Linked DNA regions of Mus musculus: region 2 is linked to region 1. The links are chromatin loops, found by intact Hi-C in ENCODE. Cell type or tissue: left cerebral cortex. All regions are shown on one strand. Links, peaks and the distances in the headings refer to the core of each region. The heading gives the core; the rest is flanking DNA.

The links. Peaks named below come from ENCODE experiments on the same cell type or tissue, not always from the same donor. Only the 100,000 strongest peaks of a DNase experiment are listed, where the experiment ranks them.
Region 2: it touches region 1 in a loop (20-fold over the local background); 3 of 42 quality-filtered maps call a loop at or near these places.

The regions. Positions count from the first base shown.
Region 1 is chr12:42,477,229-42,485,633 of GRCm38, forward strand. No RefSeq gene overlaps it. Among named protein-coding and RNA genes, the nearest start is that of n-TEctc2, 66 kb to the left of the region's middle. In left cerebral cortex, for the core only: no CTCF peak of the experiment used is centred there; a DNase peak (open chromatin) is centred at 147.
Region 2 is chr12:42,311,384-42,319,788 of GRCm38, forward strand. No RefSeq gene overlaps it. Among named protein-coding and RNA genes, the nearest start is that of n-TEctc2, 100 kb to the right of the region's middle. In left cerebral cortex, for the core only: no CTCF peak of the experiment used is centred there; a DNase peak (open chromatin) is centred at 4,526.

The sequences.
Region 1 (8,405 bases), core at 16-8,015:
TTTTACATTAAGAACCTCCCCCTGGGTCTAGAAAGTTATTTCATCAGTTAAGAGCATTGGCTTCTCTTCAAGAATACAAGGATTCATTTCTCAGCACCCACGTTGTGACTCACAATTGTCTGTAATTTCAGTCCCAGGGGATCTGATGTCCTAATTTGGATTCTGTAGCCACTGCACCTACCTGGTTGACAGGCATACATACATGCAAGACATCTTTATATAAGACACATAAACAAATCTTTAAAATATAAGAAACTTCCTCTGTTCCTTTTTTCCTTACAGTTTTTCATGTGAGTGGAGCTTGAAGTGAGGTAAATGCAGTTATTGATATTTATAACACAAAATAAATTCAGATGTATTAAAAACATAAATCTTTGTTTCCATCTTTCTCTAGTACTGTTGCTTTTCAGCTTGATTTGGAAGTCATCAGAGCTTATAACACACAGTAATAACAAAGAACATCCAAGGAACTCTCTAGCCTTTATTAACTCCATCACATGGCATCACCTTCCACATCTACAGCACAGCATTGCATCCAGGAATTTAATATTGAAACAATGTACTTATATTTTGCAAGATGTTTTATGTGCTCATTTGAGTGTGTATTGTATATATTCCATTTTGTTACTTGTATAGCACTGTATAACTAAACCAAGATAAAACCAAAAATTCCACAAAAAAAAAAAAAAAATCTGTGTTACATTCTTTTAGTTCTACACTCTACCTGTCTGTCTCCTAACTCCTGGCAATGATCAATGTTATTAATCCATCTCCACAATTTCATCACTTTAAAAATTCCCACAAGTGGCATTATGTAATATGTGACCTTTCAAAACTGGCTTCCTTTGAAACTTTGTAATCTGCAATTCATGCGAGTTGTTCATAGCAACAGTTTATTACTAAGTACCCTTATTCAGTAAGCAAATTAGTTAAACCATTCATCTGGTGGGGAAATTTTCTGTATTATTTTCATTTTTGTTGCAACAGAATGTCTAATATAACACAAAGTAAAGAGAACTTACTTGGTTTCTAGTTTCAGGGCTGTCAGTCTATCATGGCGGGTGTGGCAGAGCAAAACAGCTCACACCACAGAGGCCAGAAAGCAGAGATTGGGACAAGAGGAGCACAGAAAGATTCCCTACATCTCTGCTCCACTAATCTGTTACTTCTACTTAGATGCTATCCAACAACAACACAAAGTAGGGATCAAGCTGCCAGCTCATAATTCCTGGGGGTGTGTGGGAGGTGGGGGCAAGGATTTCATGTCCAAATCAGTACACAGACATTCTACATTTTGTTAGTATAAATAAAGCTGCTACAGATGCTGATCTAAGGCTGCCACACCCTAAAGACACCTTATCTTGTTAAAAAAGGCCTCTTTTGGTTAACAGTTACATGGATTGGAGAAGTATTTTAAAATCAATTTAGTTAGTATATGCAAGTTGTTATATTAAAATAGTTGCACACCTTCATTGTGTATATAACATAATCACTGTTCCTGAAACAATGATAAACGTTTGATTTTCATTTTATTTTCTCATTAGCTGATATCACCCCTTCCTTGTGAGTGAAATGCCCAAAAGCTCCCTCAAAAAGACATATTATGTGAGAGAGTTCTTAGGTTTTTTTTTTAATTTTTTAAAAGAAATTATGTTGATTTTTGTTTTTAAAAGAATATATTTACTGTATTTTTGCATTTTGCTAAATAATGAGGTATTCATATATAAATATTATGTAAAAGGGAAATCATAGAGGCTGGATAAAGAAAACAGCTGGAAGCAGCATATTCTCTATAAAGAGAAAATATGAGGATAACTGAACATAAAAGTGGGAAGATGGAGAAAGACATCAATTCAGACTTAGCAAGTGTCAGACAAGAAATGACAGCAAAGAAAAGAAACTACAGTGAGAGTGGTGTATGAGACAGAAAATGTGTGGTGTGGTTTGGCTGACATCGTGACAGTGGAAATCAGCAGTCTCTCCTTTGGATAGGTTTTTGACAGCCAATGCCATCTGGAATGATGAAGGCAGGGCAAAAGGATAGTTGTGAACACTACAGGGTACATCAGACACTGCTGTGTGCAGGCAGGAATGAGAGAAGAAACTGGGAGAGAACTTCTGTAAGAGAACCAGAGAATTACTGAAAATAGAGCTATGAAAGGCAGAGTCAAAAAAATACAATTAAAGGCAAATTTAGTGATGGAGAGAGAATTGGAGACAGTTTGGTAAAATAGTCAAAAGTCAGATTATAGGGAAATAACAATTCTATCAGTTCAAAGAAGGCCATTCTCAATCCTTGTGGAAATCAAAGACATATTTAGGCCAAGAGAATATGCTATTTTTCTTATTTTTGACTCCATGTGAATTCTGAAGTGTGACCTATCATGAAGAATGCTGATAACTAGAATGATGCATTCAAACTGTCTTGCCCAATTTGAGGATTAACTCTGAGTTTCAGTTATTTACAGCATCTCATGTGTACAGTCACAGGTTACCTATAGTTAGGTGTTTATTTATAACTGTAAAGGTGTTGTTCTGGACAGGACCATGAAATAAAGAAAGCCCTTGGTATAGATGGTCAGATAAGAACCAAGACATTAAGGCCTGGGGAAACATGGCTTCTGCTTTCAATGCTGCCTTGCTTTTATTTCTGTTGCTGTAAGGAAAGATCTAAAAACAACAACAAAAAGCAACCCAGAGGAAGAAGCCCTTAGTTTAGTTCACAGTTCCAGGTTATAGTTTGTCATTGTAGGGATGTCAACGAACCAGCTGGTCACACCACAGCCACAGTCAAAAGCAGCTAGAAATGAAAACACTATTACTGTCTGCTTGCTTCCTGCTTAGCAGGCTTTCTTCTTTCTTACATAGTGGAGAAACTGACTAGGGAATATTCACAGCAGTGGTTTGGGTTTTCTTGTGTCAGCTAAGGCAATCATGTCTGTCCCTCACCAATAGTCCCACAGGCCAACCTGATCTATATAATTCCTCAACTGATACTTTCTTCTCAGGTGATTCTGGGTTGTATCAAGTTGACAACTACAATTAGCTAGCACACATACTTCCTTCATCCTTGTTCTAAGAATAAAACTGTTTGATCTTGAAGATTTAGTGGATCTCACCAGTGAACTTGAACATGCTAATGGTTCAATGAACACTAGACAGTTTTATTTCAATATAAGTGAAAAGAATCATGAGAGCATTGTTGAAATAACTGAGATTTAAAAGACTGAAGAAAATATCACTTTAAGAATTCCCACAAGTGGCATTATGTAATATGTGACCTTTCAAAACTGGCTTCCTTTGAAACTTTGTAATCTGCAATTCATGCAAGTTGTTCATAGCAACAGTTTATTACAAATAGCCTTCTTCAGTAAGCAAAAAGCTCAATTAGTTAAACCATTCATCTGGTGGGGAAATTTTCTGTATTAGTTATTTTCATTAACCTGAGTGAGGTAACCTAATCACAAAAGAACACACATGCTATGAACTCACTGATACGTGAATATTAGACCAGAAGCTCAGAATACACAAGATACAATTCACAGACCTTATGAAGCTCAAGAAGAAGGAAGACCAAAGTGTGGACACTTTGGTCTTTCATAGAAGGGGGAACAAAATACCCATGAGAGGAGATACAGAGAAAAATTGCGGTGCAGAGACCAAAGGAAAGGCCATCCAGAGACTTCCCTATATGAGAATCCATCCCATATACAGTTACCAAGCCCAGAGACTATTGTGAATGCCAACAAGTGCTTGCTGACAGGAGTCTAATATAGCTTTCTCCTGTGAGGCTCTGCCAGTGCCTGACAAATATAGAAGTGGGTGCTCTCAGCCAACCATTGGACTGAGCACAGGATCCCCAATGGAGGAGCTAGAGAAAGGACCCAAGGAGCTGAAGGGATTTGCAGCCCCATAGGAGGAACAACAATATGAACCAACCAGTACGCGCAGAGCTCCCAGGAACTAAGCCACCAACCAAAGAGTACACATGGAGGGACCCATGGCTCCAGCCACATATGTTGGTCATCACTGGAAGGAGAGGCTCCTGGTCAGGTGAAGGCTTGATGCTCCAGTGTAGGGGAATGCCAGGACAGGGATGTGGGAGTGGGTGGATGGTAAGCAGGGGGAGGGATGGTGGTATAGGGATTTTCAGAGGGGAAAAGAAGATAGGGGATATCATTTGAAATGTAAATAAAAAAATGTCCAATAAAATTTTTTTAAAAAGGTTAAAGAAGCATTTCTCTTTGCCATTGATTTTGGAATAAGTGGATATGCATACTTACTATTGATTGGCTGAATCAAAGAGAGGAATATTTGTATATTGGATAAATATATGATGATCAAATACAAAACTATGAATTAAAGTTCCCAATATAATATTAAGGAGAAATATTTCAATATCTTTAATAAAATAAAACAGAGGTTATTATGCACAACAGGCTTTAGGTACAATTTAAGGTAAGAGTGTAATCAGAATAATTCCCTTAACACTTTATTGGAAGATAAGAATTATTTTTTGGGTTATCTCCATTTTTATAATGCTCCAAGAACACTAATTATAGTGTTATAGGTAACTAATAAAATAACTTAGTTTGTGAAAATGTATGTACTACTAATACTCTTTCATATACCCATACATACATGCATGCATGCAGAGTGAGATAAAATTAAAGAAACTACATTTTAGAATAAATCCTACTGAATATCTTCCTACCTCATGATGTTTGCTTCCACCTGAGAGTGTTTGGAATAGTACCAGAGCTATGACCTTCTGTGAGCACATGCACTTCTTTGCATGTGGGGCCTCTGTGGTACAAAAATCTTAGACTTATGTGTCAAGGAAGGAACAATCCATCTTCTGTCTCCGATGCTTGTGCAGACAATGATTCTCAGGAACGATGACTGTTCCTGCAAAATCTGAACAAAACTAGAAATTTTCTTGTTTTTTCACAATTTTATTTTTCTTATTACGTATTTTCCTCAATTACATTTCCAATGCTATCCCAAAAGTCGCCCACACCCCCCCCCCTCACTCCCCTACCCACCCATTCCCATTTTTTGGCCCTGGCATTCCCCTGTACTGGGGCATATAAAGTTTGCCTGTCCAATGGGCCTCTCTTTGCAGTGATGGCCGACTAGGCCATCTTTTGATACATATGCAGCTAGAGTCAAGAGTTCCGGGGTACTGGTTAGTTCATATTGTTGCACCTACAGAGATGCAGATCTCTTTAGCTCCTTGGATACTTTCTCTAGCTCCTCCATTGGGGGCCCTGTGATCCATCCAATAGTTGACTGTGAGCATCCACTTCTGTGTTCGCTAGGCCCTGGCCTAGTCTCACAAGAGACAGCTATATCACGGTCCTTGCAACAAACGCTTGCAAGTGTATGCAATGGTGTCATCGTTTGGAGGCTAATTATGGGATGCATCCCTGGATATGGCAGTCACCAAATGGTCCATCTTTTTGTCTCAGCTCCAAATTTTGTCTCTGTAACTCCTTTCATGGGTGATTGTTTCCAATTCTAAGAATGGGCAAAGTGTCCACACTTTGGTCTTCGTTCTTCTTCAGTTTCATGTGTTTTGCCAATTGTACCTTATATCTCGCTATACTAAGTTTCTGGGCTAATATCCACTTATCAGTTTGTACACAACATTTGAGTTCTTTTGTGATTGTGTTACCTCACTCAGGATGATGCCCTTCAGGTCCAAAAATTTGCCTAGGAATTTCATAAATTCATTCTTTTTAATAGCTGAGTAGTACTCCATTGTGTAAATGTACCACATGTTTTGTATCCATTCCTCTGTAAAGGGGCATCTGGGTTCTTTATAGCTACTGGCTATTATAAATAAGGCTGCTATGAACATAGTGGAGCATGTGTCCTTTTTACCTGTTGGGACATCTTCTGGATATATGCCCAGGAGAGGTATTGTGGGATCCTCTGATAGTACTATGTCCAAATTTCTGAGGAACCACTAGACGGATTTCCAGAGTGGTTGTACAAGCTTGCAATCCCACCAACAATGGAGGAATGTTCCTCTTTCTCCACATCCTTGCCAGCATCTGGTGTCACCTGATCTTAGCCATTTTGACTGGTGTGAGGCAGAATCTCAGGGTTGTTTTGATATGCATTTCTCTGGTGATTAAGGATGTTGAACATTTTTTAAGATGCTTCTCAGCCATTTGGTATTCCTCAGGTGGAAATTCTTTGTTTAGCTCTGAGCCCCATCTTTTAATGGGGTTATTTGATTTTCTGGAGTCCACCCTCTTGAGTTCTTTTTATATATTTGATATTAGTCCCCTATCTGATTTAAGATAGGTAAAGATCCTTTCCCAATATGTTGGTGGCCTTTTTGTCTTATTGATGGTGCCTTTTGCCTTGCAGAAGCTTTGCAGTTTCATGAGGTCCCATTTGTCAAATCTCGATCTTACAGCACAAGCCATTGCTGTTCTATTCAGAAATTTTTCCCCTGTGCCCATATCTTCGAGGCTTTTCCCCACTTTCTCCTCTATAAGTTTCAGTGTCTCTGGTTTTATGTGAAGTTCCTTGATCCACTTAGATTTGACCTTAGTACAAGGAGATAGGAATGGATCGATTCAAATTCTTCTACATGATAACAACCAGTTGTGCCAGCACCATATGTTGAAAATGCTGTCTTTCTTCCACTGGACGATTTTAGCTCCCTTGTCGAAGATCAAGGGACCATAGGTGTGTGGGTTCATTTCTGGGTCTTCAATTCTATTCCATTGGTCTATCTGTCTGTCACTATACCAGTACCATGCAGTTTTTTTTTTTTTTTTTTTTTTAAATCACAATTGCTCTGTAGTAAAGCTTTAGGTCAGGCATGGTGATTTCACCAGAGGTTCTTTTATCCTTGAGAAGAGTTTTTGCTATCTTAGGTTTTTTGTTATTCCAGATGAATTTGCATATTGCTCTTTCTAATTTGTTGAAGAATTGAGTTGGAATTTTGATGGGGATTGCATTGAATCTGTAGATTGCTTTTGGCAAGATAGCCATTTTTACAATGTTGATCCTGCCAATCCATGAGCATGGGAGATCTTTCCATCTTCTGAGATCTTCTTTAATTTCTTTCTTCAGAGACTTGAAGTTTTTATCATACAGATCTTTCACTTCCTTAGTTAGAGTCACGCCAAGATATTTTATATTATTTGTGACTATTGAGAAGGGTGTTGTTTCCCTAATTTCTTTCTCAGCCTGTTTATACTTTGTGTAGAGAAATGCCATTGACTTGTTTGAGTTTATTTTATATCCAGCTACTTCACTGAAGCTGTTTATCGGGTTTAGGAGTTCTCTGGTAGAATTTTTAGTGTCACTTATATATACTATCATATCATCTGCAAAAAGTGATATTTTGACTTCCTCTTTTCCAATTTGTATCCCCTTGATCTCCTTTTGTTGTCGAATTGCTCTGGCTAATACTTCAAGTACTATGTTGAAAAGGTCCCTCTGCCCTCTAGTGAGTCTAGCTAAGGGTTTATCTATCTTGTAGATTTTCTCAAAGAACCGACTCCTCGTTTGGTTAATTCTTTGAATAGTTCTTCTTGTTTCCACTTGGTTGATTTCACCCCTGAGTTTGATTATTTCTTGCCGTCTACTCCTCTTGGGTGAATTTGCTTCCTTTTTTTCTAGAGCTTTTAGATGTGTTGTCAAGCTGCTAGTGTGTGCTCTCTCCAGTTTCTTCTTGGAGGCACTCAGAGCTATGAGTTTTCCTCTTAGAAATGCTTTCATTGTGTCCCATAGGTTTGGGTATGTTGTGGCTTCATTTTCATTAAACTCAAAAAAGTCTTTAATTTCTTTCTTTATTCCTTCCTTGACCAAGGTATCATTGAGAAGAGTGTTGTTCAGTTTCCACTTGAATTTTGGCTTTACCTTATTTATGTTGTTATTGAAGATCAGTCTTAGGACATGGTGGTCTGATAGGATGAATGGGACAATTTCAATATTTTTTTATCTGTTGAGGCCTGTTTTGTGACCAATTATATGGTCAATTTTGGAGAAGGTTCCGTGAGGTGCTGAGAAGAAGGTATATCCTTTTGTTTTAGGATAAAATGTTCTGTAGATATCTGTCAGATCCATTTGTTTCATAACTTCTGTTAGTTTCACTATTTCCTTGTTTAGTTTCTTTTTCCACGATCTATCCATTGAGGAAAGTGGTGTGTTGAAGTCTCCCACTTTTATTGTGTGAGTTGCAGTGTGTGCTTTGAGCTTTACTAACATGTCTTTAATGAATGTGGCTGCCCTTGCATTTGGAGCATAGATATTCAGAATTGAGAGTTCCTCTTGGAGGATTTTACCTTTGGTGAGTATGAAGTGTCCCTCCTTGTCTTTTTTGATAACTTTGGGTTGGAATTCGATTTTATCCGATATTAGAATGGCTACTCCGGCTT
Region 2 (8,405 bases), core at 98-8,097, 170 kb before region 1:
GTGTGTATTTGCTCAGAGCATTGTTTTCTATCCTTCACCCTGAGGTGATGTTTGTCCTTGATAGTTTTATTTCTTGGGTACTAAAAGAATATAGATTCTATTTCTAATCCCATCTATTAGTCTGTGTCTTTTAAGTGTGGAAATGAGATTATTGATAGTCAAAGTTATTAATGAACAGTGTTTATTTATTCCTATTTTTGTTGTTGTTGTTGTGATATTGATACTCTCTTCCCCTTTTGATTTACTGTTTTTGGATCATACTTATTTCTTGTGCCCTTTTCCATATACTTAACCTCTTAAGACCAGATCTTTCCTTCTAATCCCTTCTATAGAGGTAAATTTCTGTAGATAATACTTAGATTTTATTTTATCATCCAATGGTTTCTTTTTCCCCCCTCTGTTGGTGTAATTAAGTTTTGCTGGATATAGTATTGCTGGTTTGCATCTGTGAACCCTCAGAGCTTGTAGAACATTTGTTTGGTCCCTTATGGCTTTTAAAGTCTCTATTAAACTCAGATGTCATTCTAATGTACCTGCCTTTATATGTAAATTTATATATATTTTCTCCTTGAAGCTTATAATATCCTTTTTTGTTGTGTAAATTTAGTGTTTTCATTATGTATTGTAAGAAAAAAATTTGATTCTGCTTATTTGGTGTCTTGTATGCTTTTTTGGAACCTTTTTTTGTTTAAATTAGGGACATTTCCTTGATTTTTTTTCTTTGAAAAACATGCTTTTTCTCAATCCCTTATACTATTATTCATAAGTGTGGTCTTTTCATACTCCTCCAGATTTCCTGATGTTTTGTGCCTGTCTTTTCTTAGATTTTACAGATTTTACATTTTTTTCCCCACAGAGGTATCCATTTTTTTTCTAGATGGTTTCTCTTTTAAAAAATATCTTGTAATCTGTTGGTGAGATTTCCCTCTGAAATTTTTGTTTGACACCCTAAGTTTTTCGTTTCCAACTTTATTTTGGTTTTGGTTTGCTTTGGTGATTCTTTTTCTTTGTCAAATTCTACTTTCATGTCTTTAAATGTTTTCATTATTTTATTCTACTTATTCTACTTTACCAATGTTCCCTAAAGGATTTATTCATGTTATCCTTACTATTCTTTTTTATTGTTGTTGTTGTTGAATCTTTCAGCTTTATTGGAGTTAGTTCCAGGACAATAGGAAAGGAGTTGTTGACCAGATCCCGAGAGACTCATTATCAGTTGTTATCCTATAATGTGAAACAAACAATTGAGAAGATTATGATTACTGGATACTCGAAGCACACTTCACATCTGTAAGCATACTTATAGGATAAAGAATATAATGTCTGGGTGGCTCAGTTTGCCAGATACTCTTTTAAGTATATTTTTTGAATTGGTTCATTTGAATTAAATATACAAAATGCTACCAGTTTTATTACATATTTTGAGGGTTGTATTATCCTTACTATTCTTGAACCTATTAATAATTACTATTTTGAAGTTCATGACTATGCTTCAGCTAAGCTGTTTTTCTGAGGACATATTGCAATGAGGTTATAGGCTTATGGTGAAGGCATAATGTCTTGGCAGTTCATATTTGTTCATGTTTGTGGGTTTTGCTACTATTTAGTCACCTGGAGTCAGAAGATTTGAAATATGTATTAATATAGATAAATGACCTTCTCTTTCTTAGGTAGATATTCTTCAATTGTTGTTCCCCACTAGGGATCCAAAGCAAGTGGTTGTTGTGGGATTCCTGCTGTTTATTTAACCCAGTGCAGTATAGCCACAGGTAATTCTTGGTAGACAGCATTACAGCAAGTTGTAGCATGATATAAGGAATAGAGATAAGCCAGAAGAAAAAGAATTTATTGCTCTTGTAGTAAAGGCATCTTGAAAATTCATACATATATTTTTGTTTGTAAGTAGTTTTCATTTCTGGTTGGTCAGTACCTAAAGAAGAAAGATATGGAGTGTGGTCAGTAAATGCCCAATTTTAGAAGAATTTCACCTGCTTTTCATTTTCCGTTTTCTTCCATCATTGTATGCAGTTTCTAGATATGATCCTAGTACCGGGAGCATACAGAGAGCATACAGAGAGCATACAGAGAGCATACAGAGAGCATACAGAGAGCCCTTTAAACTTTAGCTATTTGAGTGAGTGTATAGTAGAATGGACTCTCATATTAATTTTTTCATAGTGACTAATTATGTTAGACATCATCCCTACCCTTATTGTCATTGGATATTATCTTTGGCAAACTTTCTGTTGAGATCTTTTGCTCATTTATTTTAATTTCTTAGTTAGATCAGAATGTTCTTTATATATGTTGCATCCAAGTCATTTATTAAATATGTGATTCATAAATCTCTTCTAGGCTGTGGCTTATTTTTCATTATAATAAGGTCTTTTGAAGAGATACATTTTTAAATTTTGAATTCAAATTTAAGGTTACTTCTTCCTTTGAATTGTGATTTTTAACAATTTTTTCTGAGAAGTCTTTGCTGTCATAATCCTATGAGACATTTTAGATTTTAAGTCCAACCTATAGGTGCACAATCTATTTTAAATGAAATACATTTCCACAGGTAGATATCTTTCCTTTTGTTAGTTTTTAGAGTGTAATGTTATTTCAAGTTTATTTCATTTTTTTTGTGTATGAATGTTTTGCCTGATGTATTTTATATACCATGTGTGTGCAGAATCCAGAAGATAATGATGAATGTACTAGAATTGTAGTTAAAGACAATTGTGGACTGCCATGCAAGTGCAGAGAATTGATCTTAGGTCCTCTGTGAGAACAACTAACACTCTTATCCATTGAGCCATTTGTCTAGGTCTTAGATGGTAGAATTTTAAATGAATGCTGGATATGCATGTTTCTAATGATTTATTCAGGTTTCTTGAATATTGTTTTTTCCTCCCTTTGTAGTTTGAGATGATGAGATACATTTATTTTTCAAATATTTAACTATTCTGAGACTGAAAATTAATCCAAATCCATGATGATATATGAGAATTTATGTATTATTGAATTGGATTTGCTAAAGCATTACATCTTTTGCACTGGTGTTTCATTTTCTTATGTAATTAAAAAAAACAGGAAAGGGTATAACACTTGAAATGTAAGTAAAGGAAATATCTAATTAAGAAAAAAAAACTGAAAACACACACCTTTGGTAGAGAGCTCAACTTTTAACTCATCTATGAGTGTCAGCATTTTGAGAATCAAAAGAAAGAAGGTAAAATAGAACCAATTTAACCTAATTAAGGGACCAAGAAATCTCTCTATGTATTGATACCTATGTAGTAATAACAGGTGGGAATAACAATTCTATTTATGTATTGATTGCTATGTATCAATAACATCTGAGTAGTTTCAGAATGCTGAACTCAAAATCAAGAATCATAGTAAAGAGAAAACTCATACAGAAAGTCACTAGTTTCATTAAAAAGCAGTTATCAGAGAATATCCAACCAATATCATTAATCAGAGAAACAATTTGAAGAGATTATTATTAAATAATGCTAACATTTTCAAAAGGAAAAGTGTGTGTGTGTGTGTGTGTATGTGTGTGTGTGTGTGTGCGTGTGTGTGTGTGTGTGTGTGTGTGTGTGTGTGTGTGTGTGTGTGCATGTGTGTACTTGTACTGTGTGAAGGACAGAAGAGGGCATTTAATTTCTCAGAATTGGAGTTATAGGCATTTGTGTGTCACGATCCATGGGCATGCTGGGAGACAAACTTGGGTCTTCTGCAAGACCAGAATATGGTTTTAAGTGTCACATCCTATTTTTCTATCCCTAGCATATTTGTTCTTAAGAGGTTTTGATTTGTAGACTATTAAAATCATTTTTCTTTTATGATCAGTATTATTGCTACTTAGACTGCATGGACAATTTTTATTCAATTCTGCTAATATTGATTTTGAATTATTTTTATTTTTTAATATTCTGCTTGTTATTACCAATGATAACCATGTGGGCCAGCACTTACTGTGGAAAGCACTTTAATCAAGAAATCAATTTCCTTGATATCCACTGTTCTGTCTGTCCTATATTATTCTTCTTATGTTGTTACTGGAAAATTATTTCTTCCAAGAGCTTGCCCATATCTCCTAGGTTATTGATTCTTTATTTTTTATTTTAACTTGTACTTTGGTTTAATTTTCTTTCTTTTCTACTTTTTTATTAGATATTTTCTTTATTTACATTTCAATTGTTATCTACTTTCCTCATTTCCCCTCTGAAACCCCCCTATCCCACTGCCCCCCCCCACCAACCCACCCACTCCCTCTTCCAGGGTATGCACTCACTGGTAAGTGGATATTAGCCCAGAAACTCAGAATACTCAAAATACTATTTACAGGTCATATGAAGCTCAACAAGAATGAAGACCAAATTGTGGGTGCTTCGGTCCTTTTTAGAAAGGTAGACAAAATACTCATGGGAGCACATATGGTGACAAAGTGTGGAGCAGAGACTGAGGAAAGGCCATTTAGAAACTGCCCCACCTGGGGATCCATCCCATGTACAGTTACCAAACCCAGACATTATTGTGTATGCCAACAAGTGCTGGCTGACAGGAGCCTGATATAGCTGTTTCCGGAGAGACTCTACCAGTGCCTGACAAATACAGAAGTGGATGCTCACAGCCAATCAATGGACTGAGCACAGGATTCCCAACGGAGGAGCTAGAGAAAGGACCCAAGGAGCTGAAGGGATTTGCAGCCCCATAGGAGGAACAACAATATGAACGAATCAGTATCCCCAGAGCTCCCAGGGACTAAACCACCAACCAAAGAGTATACATGGAGGGACCTATGGCTCCAGCCGCATATGTAGCAGAGGATGGCCTTGCCTTGCTGGACATTAATTTTCAAAATTTTTTTTTATCATTTTAGTATCTTTGCAATCTGTCATTTGTATGTGCTTGCTTTTTATTCTTGCTAGAGGCTTATGAATTTTGTGGGGTTTTTTGTTTTGTTTTGTTTTGTTTTGATTTTGTTTTTGTTTTTACAAATAACTAGATTTCAGCATAAGTGATTTATCTTTATTATATGCCTTTGCCTCTATTTTGTCATTGCACCTAGATTTTTTTCTCCTTACACACTGTAGTTTTTCTTCTTTAGAAGTTGTTTTTGTCTTTTTCATTTCATCTGTTTCTTTGTTCAATATTTTCTTGAACAGTTATTAAAATTGAATTATCCTACCCATACTGATTATTTACATATATTGTCTTAGTTATTTTTATTATTGTTGTAATAAGATACCATGACTTTGGCAACTTATAAAACAAAGTGTTTAATTTGGGACTTCAAATTTCAAAGTGTGAGAGTCCATGATGGCAGACCAAAGTCATGGTGGCAGGAACATCTGAGAGCTTACATATTGATCTGAAAGATAAAGAAAAGGAGGAGGGAGAAAGGGAGAAGTGGAGAGAAGAAAGAGAGAGGGGGAGAGAGATTGGAAATGGATGGAACCTTTCAAAACATCAGTCTGATCTTTTAAAAAGCTATAGCTCTATTGACATACCTCCCCCCACAGTACCACAATGCCTAATCTTTCCAATATAGTTCCATTAAGTGGGGGCTAACTTTACAAAGATATGAGCCTATGGTGGGCATTCTTATTCAAACTACTACATATATGTTACAATTTATTGGTTTTTATTTTCTTTTTTTTTCTATTTTTTATTAGGTATTTAGCTCCTTTACATTTCCAATGCTATACCAAAAGCCCCCATACCCCCCTACTCCCCTACCCACCCACTCCCCCTTTTTGGCCCTGGCATTCCCCTGTACTGGGGCATATAAAGTTTGCAAGTCCAATGGGCCTCTCTTTGCAGTGATGGCCGACTAGGCCATCTTTTGATACATATGCAGCTAGAGACAAGAGCTCCGGGGTACTGCTTAGTTCATGTTGTTGTTCCACCTATAGGGTTGCAGTTCCCTTTAGTTCCTTGGGTGCTTTCTCTAGTTCCTCCATTGGGGGCCCTGTGGTCCATTCAATAGCTGACTGTGAGCATCCACTTCTGTGTTTGCAAGGCCCTGGCATAGTCTCACAAGAGACAGCTATATCTGGGTCCTTTCAGCAATATCTTGCTAGTGTATACAATGGTGTCAGCGTTTGGAAGCTGATCATGGGATGGATCTCTGGATATGGCAATCACTAGATGGTCCATCCTTTCGTCACACTTCCAGATTTTGTCTCTGTAACTCCTTCCATGGGTGTTTTGTTTCCTACTCTAAGAAGGGGCAAAGTGTCCACACTTTGGTCTTTGTTCTCTTGAGTTTAATGTTTTTAGCAAATTATATCTTATATCTTGGGTATCTTAAGTTTCTGGGCTAATATCCACTTATCAGTGAGTACATATTGTGAGAGTTCCTTTGTGATTGGGTTACCTCACTCAGGATGATGCCCTCCAGGTCCATCCATTTGGCTAGGAATTTCATAAATTCATTCTTTTTAATAGCTGAGTAGTACTCCATTGTGTAAATGTACCACATCCTGCAATACCTCTCCTGGGCATATATCCAGAAGATGTCCCAACTGGTAAGAAGGACACATGCTTCACTATGTTCATAGCAGCCTTATTTATAATAGCCAGAAGCTGGAAAGAACCCAGATGCCCCTCAACAGAGGAATGGATACAGAAAATGTGGTACATTTACACAATGGTTTTTCTTGTCAAATAGTTTCTTGGGTTTCTTTTAGTATGGTAATTTTTATTGGATCAGGTGAATTGCATTGTTTTGAATATAATTGGCCCCATTGACCAATCATGAGAGTGTCACTATTAGGAGGTATGAACTTGTTGGACTAGGTGTGGCTTTGTTGGAGAAAGTGTGTCATTTGGTTTAGGCTTTGAGTTGTGAGATGCTCAAGCTAGGATCTGTGTCCCACTCTCCATCCTTGCTGCCTACTGATCTGGATGTAGAACTTTTTCCAGCTCCATGTCTGCTTGCATGTAACTTTGCTTTCCATCATGACAAAGATGGAGTAAACCTTTGAAACATAAACCAGCACCAATTAAATGTTTCCTTATAAGAGTTGCCATGGTCATGACATCTAATCTAAGCAATAGAAACCCTAACATACATAATTTTAATGTTGTATTTTTTTCTGGTAGAATTTAACATGAAGAATGTTTTTATTTATTTATTTTCATAATGCTTTTATTGATTATTTGGGAATTTCACATCAGGAGCACTGAGCATATTAATTGCCCAGTCCTCTCAGACCCTCCCAGTGGCTAGCCTCTTAGAAAAACTGAGTCCTTACCCACCCTCACTGCTTGCCAGAAGCCATCAATTGTAAGGTGCTACACTCTAGTGCCCTTAACAAGTTTTTAAAGAGTTCTCTTTGATGGCTTTCTGCCTAGGCTGTGACTTTTTGGCAGGGTGGGTCAGATGGGAGTAGGGGTTGTCACAGAAGCCTTTGATGTTTTGACCATGATTATGTTACATAAAATCATTTGCTCCTCTTTGATTGCAACTCTCCTTTAGGCCAGACAATATTAAAATCTAGATTATTACAGGTAACTATTTTTTCCCACTAATGAGGTGAGGAGAAACCATCCGTAACATTTTTACTAAAATAAATAACTATCTAAATAAACAAAAGCAAGCACCAATAACCTGCTGCACTGTTCTCCAGCATGAGGTGATGAGCCTCAATTCATTTCTAGCAGATTTCCCATCTTTTCCGGTTTTCGTTTGAAAGTGATCCTTTAATTATGAGAATAATTTTCTAAATATTTTCAGAGTCTAAAAGGCCTAAGATAGTGAATACTATTATTAAGTAAATCTGAATATGGGGCTAGGTTAGTTCTTTCTAGAGGAGGATTTAGGGGGGAAGAAATGAGTTTGATTTTACTGGTTTCTAAAAATTGTTATTTTTAGTTAGAACATATATTGAAATTACTTACGACACTTTAGAATTCTAATATTCCTTGCTTATATTCATTCTTGTGTTACCATCTTTGTCTTTCATTTCTATTCTTTGGACATATAAACAATGGTGAGAGTTTACTTTTGAATACCCCGAATTTGAAACACTTCAATAAAAGTTGTCTATGAGAATTTGCATTTTTACAATTTAGAAAGGAACTCTGGGCCAAAATTATGCATGTAACTTTCACAGATAATAGTTTAAACTGTGAGATTGTCTGGTTGTACTTTCAGATCTCATAATTATTAGGAGTTTACCACCATTCTTTAATTTATCCCCTGTAATGGATCAAGTATGTTATCAAAAACAGTTTAGTGAAGGCCTTTCTTGTTTGCCTCTTACCAAACCACAGCAAATCTACCTACCTATCTATCTATCTATCTATCTATCTATCTATCTATCTATCTATCTATCTATCATCAATCATCTGTATATTATTTATCACCTGCCATAGAACTCTTGCTTTTGAAAACTGTT